Linked DNA regions of Mus musculus: region 2 is linked to region 1. The links are chromatin loops, found by intact Hi-C in ENCODE. Cell type or tissue: heart. All regions are shown on one strand.

The links. Hi-C counts contacts between places; a loop is a spot of excess contacts. Peaks named below come from ENCODE experiments on the same cell type or tissue, not always from the same donor. Only the 100,000 strongest peaks of a DNase experiment are listed, where the experiment ranks them.
Region 2: it touches region 1 in a loop (4-fold over the local background); 17 of 42 quality-filtered maps call a loop at or near these places.

Annotation. Positions count from the first base shown.
Region 1 is chr19:4,751,707-4,759,706 of GRCm38, reverse strand. Sptbn2 (spectrin beta, non-erythrocytic 2) reads right to left here. Exons shown (of 37, transcript NM_021287.2): 37 at 5,729-8,000. The coding sequence ends at 7,979. The region is part of intron 2 of Gm21992 (predicted gene 21992); the gene reads left to right. Rbm4b (RNA binding motif protein 4B) reads right to left here and starts at 3,182. Exons shown (of 4, transcript NM_025717.3): 1 at 3,046-3,182; 2 at 2,038-2,461. The coding sequence starts at 2,449. In heart, a CTCF peak has its summit at 3,962 (motif pointing left); DNase peaks (open chromatin) are centred at 3,226 and 3,956; H3K4me3 peaks cover 2,651 bases; H3K27ac peaks cover 1,692 bases.
Region 2 is chr19:4,905,235-4,913,234 of GRCm38, reverse strand. Bbs1 (Bardet-Biedl syndrome 1 (human)) reads left to right here and starts at 6,608. Exons shown (of 17, transcript NM_001033128.3): 1 at 6,608-6,679; 2 at 7,017-7,093; 3 at 7,216-7,250. The coding sequence starts at 6,633. Dpp3 (dipeptidylpeptidase 3) reads left to right here. Exons shown (of 18, transcript NM_133803.2): 17 at 3,227-3,389; 18 at 5,438-6,006. The coding sequence ends at 5,613. In heart, a CTCF peak has its summit at 4,920 (motif pointing right); a DNase peak (open chromatin) is centred at 6,624; H3K4me3 peaks cover 1,082 bases; H3K27ac peaks cover 279 bases.

The DNA.
Region 1 (8,000 bases):
TTACCCAGTACTAAACTTTGTTACATCATGGAGAAAAAAATTAGCTGAGTACAAAAATACCTGCATATGTAAGCAAGAGCCAATCACTCTTCAGAAGAGCCAGAAAAAGAATGTGATACTAATAAATGATTCTTTTTCAACTCAGTTTATTGTCTGTACTTTCTATGGAAGTGATTTATTTATATTTTTATATATATATATATAAAATAAAAATACATCCATTGCATTATTCAGTTCCCTGTTTCTTTGTAATTATATCTGTTATTAAGCAAATACAAGGGATAAGCAGCATAACTCAGTGGAAATGTGTACAGAGCATGCTCAAGATCCTGGGTCCAATAGTCAGCACCAAAGAAAAAAAAAGGTCCCATGTACTCATCCTTCTCATCCTTTTAACTCATTTCCTGAGTTAAATGTAAAAGGGCGTATACTATACACTGAGAATTTCAGTTGCAAATTTAGGTTTTTTTTTTTTTTTTTTTTTTTTTTCCCATTTTGTTACCTTCTTCAGGGATGGGGACATACAGACTCATGGTAGAGCAGTATTTGTGGGGCCCTTGGATGACCCCAGAACCAAAGGGCTGGGGCAGGAACTCCTTCCTTATGCTCCCCTGCGCATTTATGACCTCTTTCCACATCAAGTGAGAATTAGGAATGTTTAAAGTTTAACTGTCAGATTTTAAGTACTTTCCTAACCAGAGTAGAAGCAATCGTGGTTGCAAATAGCATTCAACTTTAATTAATATTGCTTTTATTGTCAAAATGCACATATTACCTCCCTGCCATCCTTTCACAGAGGCACACAGAGTTGTTTTATAATGGGGAAAGCATAGGGAATACACTTGTCAACTTGAGGTTAAGGACAGGAATCAGCTACAACGTTTAGGCTTTCAATAACTAAAGGCCAGGGTATTAGTGGTGAAGCTAGAATACATAATAGTGAGCCTCCAGTAAGCATCACTATTTGCATATTTACACTTTTCTGATTTAAGTTTACCTTTTCTCCACCAATTCATTGTTTTCTAATAAGAGGACCTTTGTATATTTAACTTTTAGGCCACAAAAAGATGTTGACTTAGGAACTAGAAAAGTAGACTTGAATTTGTGGTCCAACATGACCGTGTCAATAAAAGACTTGGATAACTACTAACCAATGAACTTCCTGCAATGTGGGTCTGATCTGTTTCCTAATACAGTAGCCATTCTCTCATTCTTGCCCACACTGGAAAAATCTAATTTGAAAATTTACTTGAATTAATTTAAATTTAGTAGCCACTTGTAACTAGTGGTTACTATAGTAACACGATTGCAAGTATTTTCAGACAAGATCCTATGGTACTGGTGATAATACTTATGATCAATATAAGCAATATAATAAGCTCTATAATGTCCTTGATGAAATTTCCCTAGAAGCAAGACCATCATTCCTATCCAATTTCTAAAGAAAAAAAGCTGTTTTCCTAGCCTGTTAAAGTAATAGATGGAGCAGAAGAACCTATGACCTGTTTCCTGGCTTTGCCTGTAGTAGCCCACAGACTGAACAAATTTGAACACCTCAAAGATACCCATCTACCCAACCAGACTCACCACAGATTCTCATACTGCGCTTCTTCTAGATTCCCTTTTTCCTCTTTACTACCACCAGCCATCCTCGAAAGCAGCAGAGGGTAAAAACTCTCAAAGGCTTCTGGGTCCACCACAAACCAGCAACAAAGTCCTAACCTCTAGCCCTTCTCACACTACCTAACTACTTCTCTGCCTAGGCAACTTAAGACTTGTGACAGTACTCAAGTGAATGAAGACCAAAGGCAGGCAGGCAGGAGCCCATGCAGTTGTGGAGAAGGAGCTTGGCGAATACAATGGGGAAGGCTTACTTCCCCAGAGTGAATTATGCTAAGAGTAGTAAACATAACCTGTTCTTTGCATTTAAAAGAATGGCAGAAGCCACTCTTGAAGCCCTGTGGTCTTGTGTTCTTCCCTCTGCCTTGAGCTAGAGACTCCACGAAGGTCTGCCACCCAATCCCCAGAACAGTTCACCTTGAAACTCTGTGTTGTCGAGGCCCCTGATGGCCTCCACCGCATCCTCTGCCCGCTCCATGTGTACAAAGGCATAATCTTTCACGATGTCACATTCGATGACTGGGCCGTACTCCTCAAACTTGGCCCGAAGCTCTTGGTTGGTACAAGTGGGGCTGATGTTGCCCACGTGTAACTTGGTTGAAGCTTTGCTCTTATTCTTGCTGGCTTCCACATTGATGTTCACTCCGTGCAGCTTGTAGTGGTGCAGGTTGCGTATGGCATCCTCAGCGGCCGTCTTGTCCTCTATGTGCACAAAGCCATAATTCTTAATGATGTCACATTCCAGCACCTTCCCGTACTGCTCGAAGAGTGAGCGGATCTCCTGCTCTGTGGCCTCCCGGGGCAGATTTCCAATGAACAGCTTCACCATCCTGACAAGAGCCTGGCAGAGAAGAAACAAGATTTTAAAAGTCAGGTGTGAAGTGAGAAACTGACACTACAGCACACCCCGACCCTCACAGTTCTTTTTGAGAGAGGAACTGCTGTGTGACAATGCCAACAGAAGGTCGGGGGTCAGAATGCACAACAAGGTCTAAGATATATATCCGTGAGGTCAGGCACATTGACTCTACAAGGTTAGCTCCTTCACGGTTTAGCACAGGGATGAAAGACAAGTGGAAGGCATGAAGTATCTGAATGTCCCTAGTTACGGGTTTTTGGAGGGAAATCTGTGTACCTCTCCACAGCGCGGTATCCCCTCCCACCATACTCCAAGAACGAAAGCCCTCTTTCACCCAACACTGGACCCCTATCCTCAGCGGCCCAACCTCCGCTGCAACATCCCAACAAAGACTCGGCCCGACCCCTGCCCCGCCCCCTCCGGAGACCCGGCCCCGCCTCCTTTCCTTGTCTTCCCGGGACCTTCCTCAGAAGATGAGTGGCCCCAAACCCGAGCCTTCCCGGCCCTCCGAGGTCCGGCCCAGTCCGCTCCAGGGCTTCCCACACACCCACAGCATCCTCTCCTACCTCCGGGTGGTGCCGGCGGTGGCGGCGGGTCCCGCGTCAGAGAGAACCCTACAAAATGGCGACGGCCGCTCGAGCCTCGGCGCGACCGGGCGCTTTCTCGCGCGCCAGCTCACGCACGCGCGAGTGCGCGCTGCCTGCCTCCCCTCCCCCTCGCAGGAGCGGGGCGACCAATCCTGCGGCCGCACACAACTGTCCGCCCCCCGTGCGGGGGCGGGGTCATGTGGTGACGGCACTGCGGAGCGAAGGTCAGCCCGCCCCCAGCCCGGGCTAGCCAATCACCGCCTTGGGAGTGGGTCGCGGCTTGCGCGTCAAGGGGGCTCAGGAAGCAACCATTGCCTTGGCAAAACCGTAAGGCCCGGGGGAGTCTCTAAGCATCACAATGGATCGTGGTATTGGGCGCACTGTCGAGGGGGCTGATGACAAAGGGTTGTGTCACTGGGCCCGCTAGAAGGGGGTTTTCTCAACCTCTGGCTGCTGAGAGCGATACTTCAGAAACCCAGGCACTACCACATCTTAACCTAATCTCTCCCTTGTTTGGGTAGGAAGGGGTAAGAATTCCCGTAAAACAATTTAATTTTCACTGCAATAGTGTTGTTCATTGGTGAAGAAGCTGAGACTGAGAGTGGAGTAGAAAGATAATCTGGGTTAGAACTAGGTTAGGTCTGAGGGAGGCATTTCTCTATCCAAACTATACTTTGTCATGTTTATTCATGAATATACGTGGGCTGGCTTTCCCTCGTAGTATCTGTCTATCCTGGTTCCTGAAATGTGGTGAGCATTACCAAGGAATACGTTGTCCAGAGGTCCAGGGAGAATCCAGGTTTGGGGAATGAGTGACAAGGGTTCCGCATCCGTCCCAAGCTGCCTGAGGCACAGGCAATTGTCAGGCTCCAGACTCTCTGTTGCGGTCCAAGGGCACCTCCTGGTGGCAAGCAGGGTACCAGCTTGGTGGATCACTATCACAAAGCAGCGGGCTTACAGACATTGAGGGATTGAATTCATCTCCTAGAAGAGGCACCGGGATGGTTGTTAGACCATCCCCATTGTTGTCAAAACAATTCCCCATTGTGGTAGTTCCAACACCAGCTCCTCCAATAGTATAGAGATCAGTTCCCCGAGTTGACTTCCTGCACCCAAGCTACTTGGAAACATTTCTTTACCAAATCCATGTTTCCCACTCATTTCAGAAGGCATTGTCTAATTGTAATTACACATTTTTAAAATTAATTTTTTTTGGTTTGTTTTTCGAGATGGGGTTTTCTGGCAGTCTTGGCTGTCCTGGAACCTCCTCGGGATCTGCTATCACCTAACCTTGTACATTGTATTTTGGGATCTCTTCCCAAATTTGTGGGGGCTCCACAACTAATGCTCTACTAACAGTTCCCATTTTTTTCTTTTTTAAGATTTATTTATTTATTTATTATATGTAAGTACACTGTAGCTGTCCTCAGACACTTCAGAAGAGAGAGTCAGATCTCGCTATGGATGGTTATGAGCCACCATGTGGTTGCTGAGATTTGAACTCCTGACCTTCGGAAGAGCAGTCCGGTGCTCTTACCCACTGAGCCATCTCACCAGCCCAGTTCCCATTTTTCTATACAATTTCATTTCACCCCCTTTCTCCCTCCCTGCCTCTTTTAGACATGGCTTTTCTGTGTAGTCAAGGCTGTCCAAGAACTGGCTGTGTAATCCAGACTAGCCTTGAACTCACACTCCTACCTCAGCCTCCCAAGTGCTGGTTAATTACAGGTGTGTGATATCATTTCTAGCCTCCAGTTTTATCGTTTTTTATTATGTGAGTTGGGTGGTGATGAGCACATTCAGGCGGCTCTGTGAGTTGGAGGCCAGCCTGGTCTAAGAGCAACTTCCAGAACACTAAGGGCTACAGAGAGAAGCAATGTCTCAAACAAACAGACAAAACAAAACCCCATACCCCAAGACAACCAAACCAAACCAAACCCTAACATGTGTAAGTAGTACCAAGTTCCCAGAAAAAAAGAAAAAAAGAAAAAAGCCCTGCTAGAATATCCTCCACTTGGAACACAGAGGCACTATGTTTGTCTGTTCTGTTTTTCCTGTCATTACCAAGGTCTGGTAGTAACTTTTCTAATTTTTGTCAGTTGAAAAGGTGTAAAGTTTTATTCACAACTCGACGTAGTTTGTTTTTGTCTTGTTTCTAATGAATTTCAAAATACCTTGTTCTTATCATTTGTGCGAATGTACATTTCCTGCTTTCCGTCTTCTGTCTGGATTTTAGGTCTCAGCCTTTGGGTTGAGCTGTCGAGTTTTCCTCATATTGTAGCTATTTCTACTTGGTTCAGATATCTTGTCATTACACTAATAGCTTTGTTTTTTGAGGGAAATATTTTTAATGTAACCAAATTATTGTTTCCTAAAGCTTTCTCTTTTATGTTCTCTTTAAGATACCCTCTCCTACCACAGCTCATGTAGATAGTCTATTCTCTTCCATTCCTATTACCTTTCACTCTTAGATCTGTGGTCCAGTTTGAACAGTGCCATACAATAGAGATACAATGAGTCATATAAGTAATTCGTGATAAACTGTGAAAATGGTCTGTGGGTTCAGCTCAATAGTAAAGCATTAATCTAACAACCACAAAGCTCTCGGTTTCATACCTAGCACAGTGAATAAATACAAATTTCCAGGAAACATCAAACTATAAAACCTTGAAATCTATTTTAATATTTTTGACATTCTAACATGAGACCAATATAAAAATTGAGATAATTGAATTCCCCTTGAAGTCCTGAATATCTGTTATTTCATACCTTCAGCACATCGCAGTTTACACTTGCCACACGTTGCATACTCAGTAGTCCACTGTGGCCATTAGCTTCCATGTGGGTCAACACAAGCAAAACCCACCCTCGTCAGTGGTGGTCGGTAAAAGTGCAAAGTATGAGCCCATTCATTGCTGCTGATCCCTGCTTCCCACCGGTCTGCAGGGCCAACACTGGTGTTATTTTTGTCCCCATAGCTTTCAGGGCCCCGTTCTATCTATCATCCTTCTCCTCTCTCCCACCGATACTCCAAGATGTCTTTCCTGAAGACTTGCTCCCTAGCCCTCTGTTTACCCTCTTATCTGTCCTATGTGGAACCCTATTCTCAAGTGGCTTTAGCTGCCACACGTGTAGACTTTCACCTAATTCCTGTCCTTCCTTTTCATTCAGTTACTGCTCTGCCTAGCACTCAATTGCAAGGCCATTTCTCCATTAATTCCTCTCACACATAGTACATCTGCTTTCAAACTTTTCCAATTACTGCTTTTTCCCCCAAGCCCCATGATCTGAGCTCTCCACAATAACGCTCCATGTGTAACAGCTGAAGGAGAGTTATGAGGAAAATGTGTGCTGACGTTTGTTTTGCCTGAGAATGGGGTGTTGCTGTTACACTGTTGTGGGGCGACTGAAACCACCTAAGAGAAAGGCCGTCCCTGAGAGAGAGAATACTTACCCTGTGAATAATGTGCTGTGCCAGATCTGATGTGTGGAGCCCAGCTTGGGGCTGTGTCATAATAGTTCCTAGTCTACATACACCTGGCTCTGCTTGTCTTTGTTTTGACTGATGGTAGTCAGGGCTGCTTGGGGTCCCTGGCCAGTTATGCTGAAGACAGTAGTTTTCCTGAGTCAAACAGACTCAAGACTTGCAATTTTTAATACCTTCTGTTTATACATTGCAAAGTTTAAGAACAAATACTCTCTCCATCTCTAGAATACATTGTGTGTTTATTTACATACTCAGGATATCCTTATGGCTTTCTAGGGTGACCTAGAATTCAGGAGGTAGGACCTGCCACTCTTCTGATTCTGTGGGAGCTCCCTTGATTTTATGGGAAAGACAGAAAGGTGCTCACCTTTCCACTGATGGCTGAGCAGCAGTTAAGACTAGGTTGTGGTAATAACCCTCACTACTCCTTATTGAAAACAGTTGAGACACTTGGGAGTGAGGAAAATTAGCGAGGAGTTGTAGTTTAGAGTGCTTGCCTTGCATGCACGGCAAGAAATTTAACAAAAAAGTGTGCACCAGGGAGAGTGACTTGCTTCCTTTGATCATGAATACTGTTAATTATCATCAGCCCAACCCACAGTGGATGTCTTTGGTTTAAACAGAGGCTTAGCATAGGTCAGCCCAGTGAAACAGATCACTATCATGGGGAGACTGGGCAGGGAGGCTCTCAGGATCACACAGTTTGTGGGGGCTCAGAAGCTGGGCGTACAGTGGCTATCTGACATGCAGGAGACCAGGAGAGGCTACGGTCAGGAAAGCAACAACACCCAGAGGCAGTGAGAGAAGTCGAGCTGTTTAATCACCTCCTTGGATAGGCTCAAGGATGTGGCTACTCCTGAACAACTCACACTTGGGAGCCACCTAGAGTGGCTGGAAACAAGCAGCCCCTTGAGTCAGAGGGTGAGGCAGGATAGGCAGGGAAGGCTTCAGCGCCTCCGACTTCATCATCTGGCGCTCCTGCCCTCAGGTCCTGCCTGCTTCAGCTCTGAGGGTCCTGGCTGATCCCAGAGGCAAAGAACTGAATGGTGGATGGCACACCCTAGCTGTGGTGGCACAATGACCCTGAGGCAGGGACAATGGTTCCCACATAGCCCACGTTGAGGGTGGCACTATCTGCACCATGGTGGGGGGATGGGTGGAGGTATAAGGCTTGGGAAGAGGTGACAAGGTAGGAATGGGTGGTATTAGGGGTAGCCTGGGTCCCACCACCAGTTGAATTAAATAGCAGAAGAGAAGGTTGTGGGAACACTCTTTTGTCCCCAGTGACAGTTCCTGGTGATGGGTTGACCTTAGCAGCAGACCCTAGCAGCAGGCAGTTGTCCTGCCAAGAGGGTGGTCTCTGTCGACAGTCCCTGGCAGTTTTCTGAACAGAGGGAGGGAGCTGGCCTGGGAGTCTTGCCCCGACTACTTGTTCTTCTTAAAGAAG
Region 2 (8,000 bases), 150 kb before region 1:
TGTGATTCTGTGCCCATCTGTTTCCAGGAAGGATCGAAAACATCTTTAGGTAGAATGTGTGGGAGTTTGGGTCTTTTTGCTTTTGAAATTGTGTGTGTGTGTGTGTGTGTGTGATATTGAGGGGTTGTGCACGTGCCACAGTGTGTATATGGAGGGCAGAGATAACGTGTGGAATTGATCTTTCATGCTTTTATGTAGAGTTTGGGGCAAACTCAAGTTATCAGGATTGTGTAGCAAGCATGTTTATCTGATGAGCTACCTCACCAGCCCTGTTTGTTGATTTTCGTTTTTCTTTTTTGTTTAGTTTTTCTTTTTAAAATATTTTTAATATTTTGAGACAGTCTTAAAGTTAAATAAAATTAAATTAGGGGCTGGGGATAGAAGAGTATGACTTAATAAATGTGAGACCCCGGGTTTCATCCTCCACTACCAAAAATGTAAATTAGGATAAGAGCCACTAGATGAGAAACACAGTGTCCTTGATGGACTCTGAGATAGGCAGGGCCACTGTTGGCAAAGCTGATGGGACAGACCTGGGTGGGCTCTGCAACCTTCTTGGTAGTGACCATCTGATTGATGATGAGTTGGTGGCAATCAAGCTGTGCTGGCAGACTCTGGAAGCTCACTCTGCCGTCTTTGCAACATTTCTATGAATCAAAGATTTTTCTGCAAATGGCAAATGCTGTTGTTAGAGCATTAAGAATAAGAACCAAGTCTACCAGGTCCCAGGCAGTATTGAATCAGTCCCTTGAGCAGGGTCTCACTCTATAGCCCTGGTTGGCTCTGTGTAGACCAGGATGGCCTCAAACTCACGGAGACTGACCTGCTTCTGTCTCCCTGGTGCTGGGATCAAGGCATGCGCACTGTGAGGGGCCCAGTTTGGTCCTTGTACATGGCAGTCTTACCTCATTGTGTTCAGTCTCCTCAGCAGTATGTTATAGACACAGAAGGTGACATCATCTTTGATCCAGCTCTTTATAGTGTTTATAGTGTTTAGTGTTTATAGTGTTAGCCATGGGTTTTTTGGGGGGTTTTTTGGTTGTTTTTGTTTTTTGTCTTTCTGATGTTAGCAAAGATTAGGTTGAATATGTATTTGTGGCTTCTTGGAAGGTCTGGCAACAGTGGGCTCAATACCTATGTGTCTAGCTGGCTGCAACTGTGGCAGCCCCATGTTCAGACATGGCATAGGCTCTTTGTTTTGCCCAGAGATTCCCTGATTCCTGTTATTCTTATAGTCCCCATTCTGGAGCCCCCAATTCCACATCCATAAATTCAGCCAACCGCACACATGTGTGCACACACACACACAGATATTCAGGAGTCATCTCATATGTACTGGACATCCACAATTTTTTGTCATCATTCCCTAAACAATATGGATTAAGAACTAATTCCATAACATTGCATTGGGTATTATAAGTAATCTAAGGGCCTGGGCTATCGGGCAGTTGGCAGAGTATCTGCGTAGTGTACATGGAGCCCTGGGTCCTGTTCTCACCACTGGATAAAAGTGTTGACTCGTACCTGTGACCCCAGCACTCAGGGGTAGATGCTGGAGGATTAGGAGTTTAGGGTCACCCTTCACTTTAAAAAAAAAAAAGAAGGGCTGAAGAGATGGCTCAGTGGATAATAATGCTTGCCACATAAACATAAGGACCTGAGTTCAAATCCCCAGTCCTCATGTAAAAAACCAGGCCTGGTTGCATTCCTCTGCAGCTGCAGCACCACGGGGGTAGGAGGATCGCTGGAGCTTTCTGACTCCAGATTTGTGAGAACTCCGTTTCAAGGGAATAAGGTGGAGAATGGTAGAATAGGAGCCTCTCTCTGGTTTCTTCTGTACACAGCAAACACACATGTGCAGATACATCAAACACATACATAAATGTTTAAAATGTGTAATAAACAAATGTGATGTAAAATATGCTGTACCAGAAGATGCATATAGCACACCATTTTGGATTAGAGACTTAAGACATTCCGATTCTGCGATCCATTGAGGGTATTGGAAACCCGTCCCCAGTAGCCTGTCCTGCCTCAGTCACTTCTGATGCTCCTGGCTGCGTTGGCGTCCATGTAGCTAACTCTCCAGTTTGAGCTCCCCAGGTCTGGCTTGTTGGTATGATGATCATGTATGAAGAGATTACATATTACCAAGAAGTGAGAGAGATGAACCCCGGATCCACTTAGCAGAGGAAGAGAATAGTCTCCTACAAAATTGGAGGTGGGGCAAGCAGGATTAGGGACTGAGCCTCGGGCGTCAGTCCTAGGAGGTGCGCACTACACCGTGAAGAGAAGTTGAATGACGTCCATGAAAGTGCGAAAGTCTGCTATAGCCAAAGTTAAGGAGCATGCAAAAGAGACTGTGAGAGAAGACAGTGTAGGAGTAGAACCTCTGGTTGAAGGGAAAGGTGGTGCTTCCGTAGCTGCCTCTGTGTGGGCCTTAGTCCCATTTACAGCGGAGGAGCCTGGGTGCTTTTAAAAGCCCCACCTCTTCCATTTTCCATTGAATTCATTTTGGGGGGTTGTGTCCGTGTTTGAGTGTGACTTATGTGTGACATATGCACACGTGTCCTGTTCTGTTACTCTCTGCTGTGCTCCCTTGAAACAGGGTCTTTCACTGAACCTGGAGCAAGACTGGCAGCCAGCAAGCCTTTATGACCGTCCCATATCCCCACCCTCAGCACTGGGATTACAGGCCCATACGTCAGTGCCTAGCTTTTAACATGGATGCTCAGGATTTGAACTCATGCTTGTGGTTCTTACCCACTGAGCCATCTCTTAACCCCAAAGCCCAACTTCTCAATATACACTAGCTTTCTGAAAAAAATGTAGCTGTCAGACATTCTGGCGCATACCTTTAATCTTAGCACTCAGGAGGCAGAAGGGAGCAAGTCTCTTGTGAATTCAAGGCCAACTGGTCTATATATGGAGACTCTATCTTAAAAAAAAATGAGTCACCTAGGATGTTGTAGCTCAGGCTGTACTCCCTGTGTTGCCAAGGATGGCCCTGAACTGCTGATCCTCCTGCCTCTGCCTTCCAAGTGCTGGGATTATAGGTGCCACCATACCCAGCTTAGCCATTAGATTGGTAGCTCTGAAATTTTATAAAGGACAAACTGTAGCACGTCCTCCCCAGGGCTAGGTACCACTGGCCACGGCTGCTGACAGAGTCCTGTGGGTGCAAGGTGAGTTCCCATCGTAGGCACTTGATTCCTCCTTCCTGCAGGTGCTGAAGTCCACGGGGGACGTGGTCGCGGGGCGGGCCCTGTACGAGGGCTATGCAGCAGTCACTGACGCACCTCCAGAGTGCTTCCTTACCCTAAGGGATACGGTACTGCTGCGCAAGGAGTCCCGGAAGCTTATTGTTCAACCCAACACTCGCCTTGAAGGTAACGGATGTTACACCATCTGCTGGACCTACCTGAGGTCTCTCCAGAGAGCAGATGATGTAATCGGTTCGGGGAGGGCTCCCTCTGCCACGTTCTTTCAGACAGACCTCAGGCCTCCTAGGACCTAAGAGAATTTGAATCAGCAACGTTCAAGATGGAGATGTCCTGGATCGTTCCCCCTTCTCAAGTAACACTTCCATTTTCAGAATCCCTGACCCTGCCTGCATGGTGCCAGTACCTTGTGTGCCCTAGCTCTCCAATGCACCAAGGCCACTCTACTCGATAGCCTTTGTACACGCTGTACCCTCTGCTTGGCACAGTGTCCCTCAAATCTGTGTCTGTCTGATTCTTCTGGTTGGTCAGGTCCCCGTTAAATGGCACCTTCCTGAGACATTCTGTCTCCAGCCCCTCAACACGAAATAATCCCTTCAGTCTCTTATCTCTCAGCTTCACTTTCTTGGTGCTTTGGCAACATGGAGTTCAGGGAGGCCACTGAGGGATGGGGCAGTGCACGGAGCTGAGGTCATTGTCTAATTCAGAGCCCATTAGGGATAAAAACTCAACAGAGATATCAATCACACATGTTTAAAGGACAAACCGTGCTCTGAACACTTGGATAAAAATCACACCTGTAGCTTCAGAGTGTCCAGGAGGTCTTGGGGGGAAGTGGTGGAAGGGACCAGACCTGAGGAACAGGTTGGAGTTTTCAAAGGTACTGGCGAGCTGGGGTGTGGTCCATGGTAGAACATTTGCCCAATATTTAAGAGGCCCTGGGTTCCACCCCCAGCGCTTTGGTAGTTGGTAGTGGTGGTAATGGTGGTGGCAGAGGGCTTGCAGGCCCTAGGGTACTGGGTGAAGTGTTCTCACAATAGGCCGGGCTGTGGCTCACTGGTAGCCTGCTTTGCACTGCCAAATAAGGTGCAGGTTCTATCCCCAGTACTGGGGGGAAAAAGAAAAGGAAAGGAAAGGAAAAAGGGAAAGAAAAGAAGAGAAAAGAAAAGAAAGGAACTTTTCAAGAATGAAGTCCCCAGGCCTGGTGAAGACTGGTTACAATACCCCTCATCAGTTTCATCTGGGAACTAAAATACACACAAGTGGTCTTCACAGAGCCAGGACTTAATTTAGGCCATGTTAGCCACTGTGTACCCCTCAGTGCCACAGGCTTCACAGAGTGCAAAGGTTGAGCAGCTGAGGGGTGATCCAGGGGCCTCGAGACAGGCTCATTTAACAGGTCAGATGCACAGATGTGCAGAGCGGCTACTGAGCACCCCACTGACGCTCTGTCCCACGCAGTCCCCGTCGCACAAGAGGAGAGGTTCTGTGCTCATGCCCCACTTTACCCACAAGGCACTGAGGCTGAGAGCAACTGGGAAACTTGCCCACGATCTAGACATATGAAGCAGTTTGATCTAACTTGACTATCTTGTTTGATCTAACATAGCACTTGAAATTTGATTTCGGATTTATTTATTTGATGTGTGTTTTACCTGCATGTATGTATGTACCATGTGCATGCAGTGCCCTTGGAAGCCACAAGAGGGCATTGGATCCCCTGGGGCTGGAATTACAGATGATTGTGAGCCACAGTGTGGGTGCGGGAGGCCAGGCTAAGAGCAGCCAGAGTCCTCAACAAGAGCCACTCGTACTCTAACCCCCTGAGCTATCACTCCAGCCCTGACAGAGTGCTTTTATCAGTCATTTTTATTAGTGATTGTTGGGGTTATGTTGGCTTTGTTGAGACCAGGATTTCCTAGGCTAGCCTTAAAATTAATAATCCTTTTCCCCCAGTTCCTTGAGTGCTGGGATTATGGTGTGTGCTACCATGCCAGACATGATTTAAATCTTGACTTGAGGGAAGGATGAGGTCAAGTGGCAATTCATTTAAGTCTAAGTCTCCCCCCATGTAATTCTGCCTTCCTGGCAGGGTTATTCTGATGTAGGTAATTAGATAACTATCCTGAACATTGACAGTTTGTGCCGGAGCTCGCTCAGAACTCGCCGCCCCTAACTACATCTTTCTGTGCTGCTGTTTTCTCTCCATCCCCCAGGCTCAGAAGTACAACTTGTGGAGTATGAGGCCTCAGCCGCTGGTCTCATCCGCTCCTTCTGTGAGCGGTTTCCCGAGGATGGGCCCGAGTTGGAGGAGGTTCTTATCCAGCTGGCTGCAGCAGATGCCCGATTCTGGAGGAACCAGGCCCAGGAGGCCCCACCTGGCCAGGCTTGAGAAGATCTGTGTGGTCTCTCCCCTCTTTGTCAAACCAGGGCTGTCAGTAGCTCTGAGTTGTGTGTGATTAGGAGTCAGGGGAGGGAGGGGCAGGAGCTTGGACTTTGGTGCTACCTCAGCTGAGGGTGGTGATGCGAACCCCTTCCATTTGTCAGCACTTTGCAGTTTACCGTATGTCCTCAGTTTCTGGATCTGCACTGCCATCTATGGCCGGAGCTCAACAGGGTGCCTAGTCCGGTTTTCCACATGGGAAGGTGGCAATTCTGAGAAGTGACTGTTCTAGACCCGGCAGGTGGCATGTGACAGAGCCAGGGCTCAAAGCATTCTCACCAAATCCAGCGCTCTTCGTGTATTACTTTTATAGCCAGAAAAATAAATATGACGACCACCATCTCTGCAGTGTATGTTTCTTTCTCTTCCAGTTCAAAGCCAGGGGAGGGCACACTACATCACTTTAGGCTTCCAATCCACAATAAGATTTTGAATATCATTTCCAAAGGAATGCACAAACTCACAACGTGTTCCGGAGCTCTTCTTTGTGACATATTTCTTAAGATTTGTGTGTTCGTGTGCATTTTCTTCATGGGTGTGGTGGTGGTAGCAGAGACCAGAAGACCCCATCAGATGCCCTGGAACTACGGTTACAGAATTGTGAGCTGCCATGTGGGTGCTGAGCAGTCCAGGGTCCTCTGCAAGAGCAGCAAGCACTCTTGTACTTTCAAATGTTTCCGGAGCCAAAGAACCGTAACACACTAACATGAGATCCTCACCCATTAATTTGTTTCTCAGTCTAGTCTTAATCCCTAAAAAGCGCTCCTCCCCAGGCCTCAAAGCCCAGGCCCCTGTCTTTAATGCAGAAACCATAAGTCAACATTGCATAGGACAAGGAAACCAGTGCTTATTTGGTCCCAGCCGGGACAATTTTACCCCGGAACCTTTGTTCCTGTGCTTTCGGATGCCCGGATTCTATTGGGTGTTGCGCGATGGCTGAGCTGGTTGCCAAGGCGACGCCTGGGAAAATGGCTGCGGCGTCTTCATCGGATTCTGACAGCGGGCGAGCTGAGAGGTTAAGTCCCGGATCCTCACCGCTTCCTTTCCCTCAGATGAATAGATGGTGCTTGGTAGCGGGTTCTGGGCTCTTGCTTTCGAGCAGCGGTGGAAGTTCTGGGAGGGCCCTTTAGAAATCAGAAGAAAGCTGATGGCCAAGAAGTATCTGTATGTGATTGGCTGGTCACTCCGGGCGCCAATTGAGCTCAGATCTAGACTTGGTATTATCCTTTCGATGTTCGTGCTCTGTTTCAGGCGTCATCTCGCTTAGAGATTTTATTTATTTATTTATTTATTTATTTATTTATTTATTTCGTCATGGGGCTCACTTTCCAACTATCTTTTTTCCCTCTCAGCAACGAAGCCAATTCTAAATGGCTGGACGCACACTACGACCCCATGGCCAACATCCACACCTTCTCCTCCTGCCTGTGTGAGTCTCTAGACATATCTAGGGACACCCAGATTCTAGGAGGATGGGAGGAACAGGGAACGGTTTCATGGAGAAATCTTTGAGATTCTGAGACTCCTTTTCGACCCTTTTGTGTTTTCTAGCACTGGCAGATTTGCATGGCGATGGGGAGTACAAGGTAGGCAATCAGAAAGTTGAGTGGTGTGTGTGTGTGTGTGTGTGTGTGACACTCAGAAGTGAGATTTGCAAAGAGGCTCAACATACTCTGGAACTCATCAGTACTAAAAAGGCACACTTCGTTGCAACTTCTTTCTTTTAACGATGTATTTTTATTTTGTGTGCGTTGGTGCTTTGCTTGTGTGTGTGCTTGTGTAAGGTTTCAGATCCCTTGCAACAGGATTTACAGACAGTTGAGAGCTGCCGTGTAGGTGCTGGAGTTTGAACCAGGATCCTCTGGAAGGACAGCCAGTGATCTTCACTGCTGAGCCATCTCTCTAACCCCAGAATTTCTTAGTAATTTGGAAAGTGAACATTAATTTTATAACATGATCTGCAGAGGTTAAACAGCAAGATGTTGTGGATTTATAGTACCAAGACATACGATTTTCTCTCTCTCTCTCTCTTTTTTTTGTCTTTGTTTGTTTGTTTTTCAAGACAGGGTTTCTCTGTGTAGCCCTGGCTATCCTGGAACTCACTCTGTAGACCAGGCTGGCCTCAAACTCAGAAATCTGCCTACCTCTGCTTCCCAAGTGCTGGGATTAAAGGCATGCCTCACCACTGCCCTGCTGACATATGATTTTCTAAAAAATAATTTGAGGGCCAGGAGTGGTAGTGCCTGCCTCTAATCACAGCACTTGGGCAATAGAAACAGGGCGATCCATGAGTTTGAGGGTGACCTGTGAAGTCCAAGGCCAGCCAGGTCTGCTTA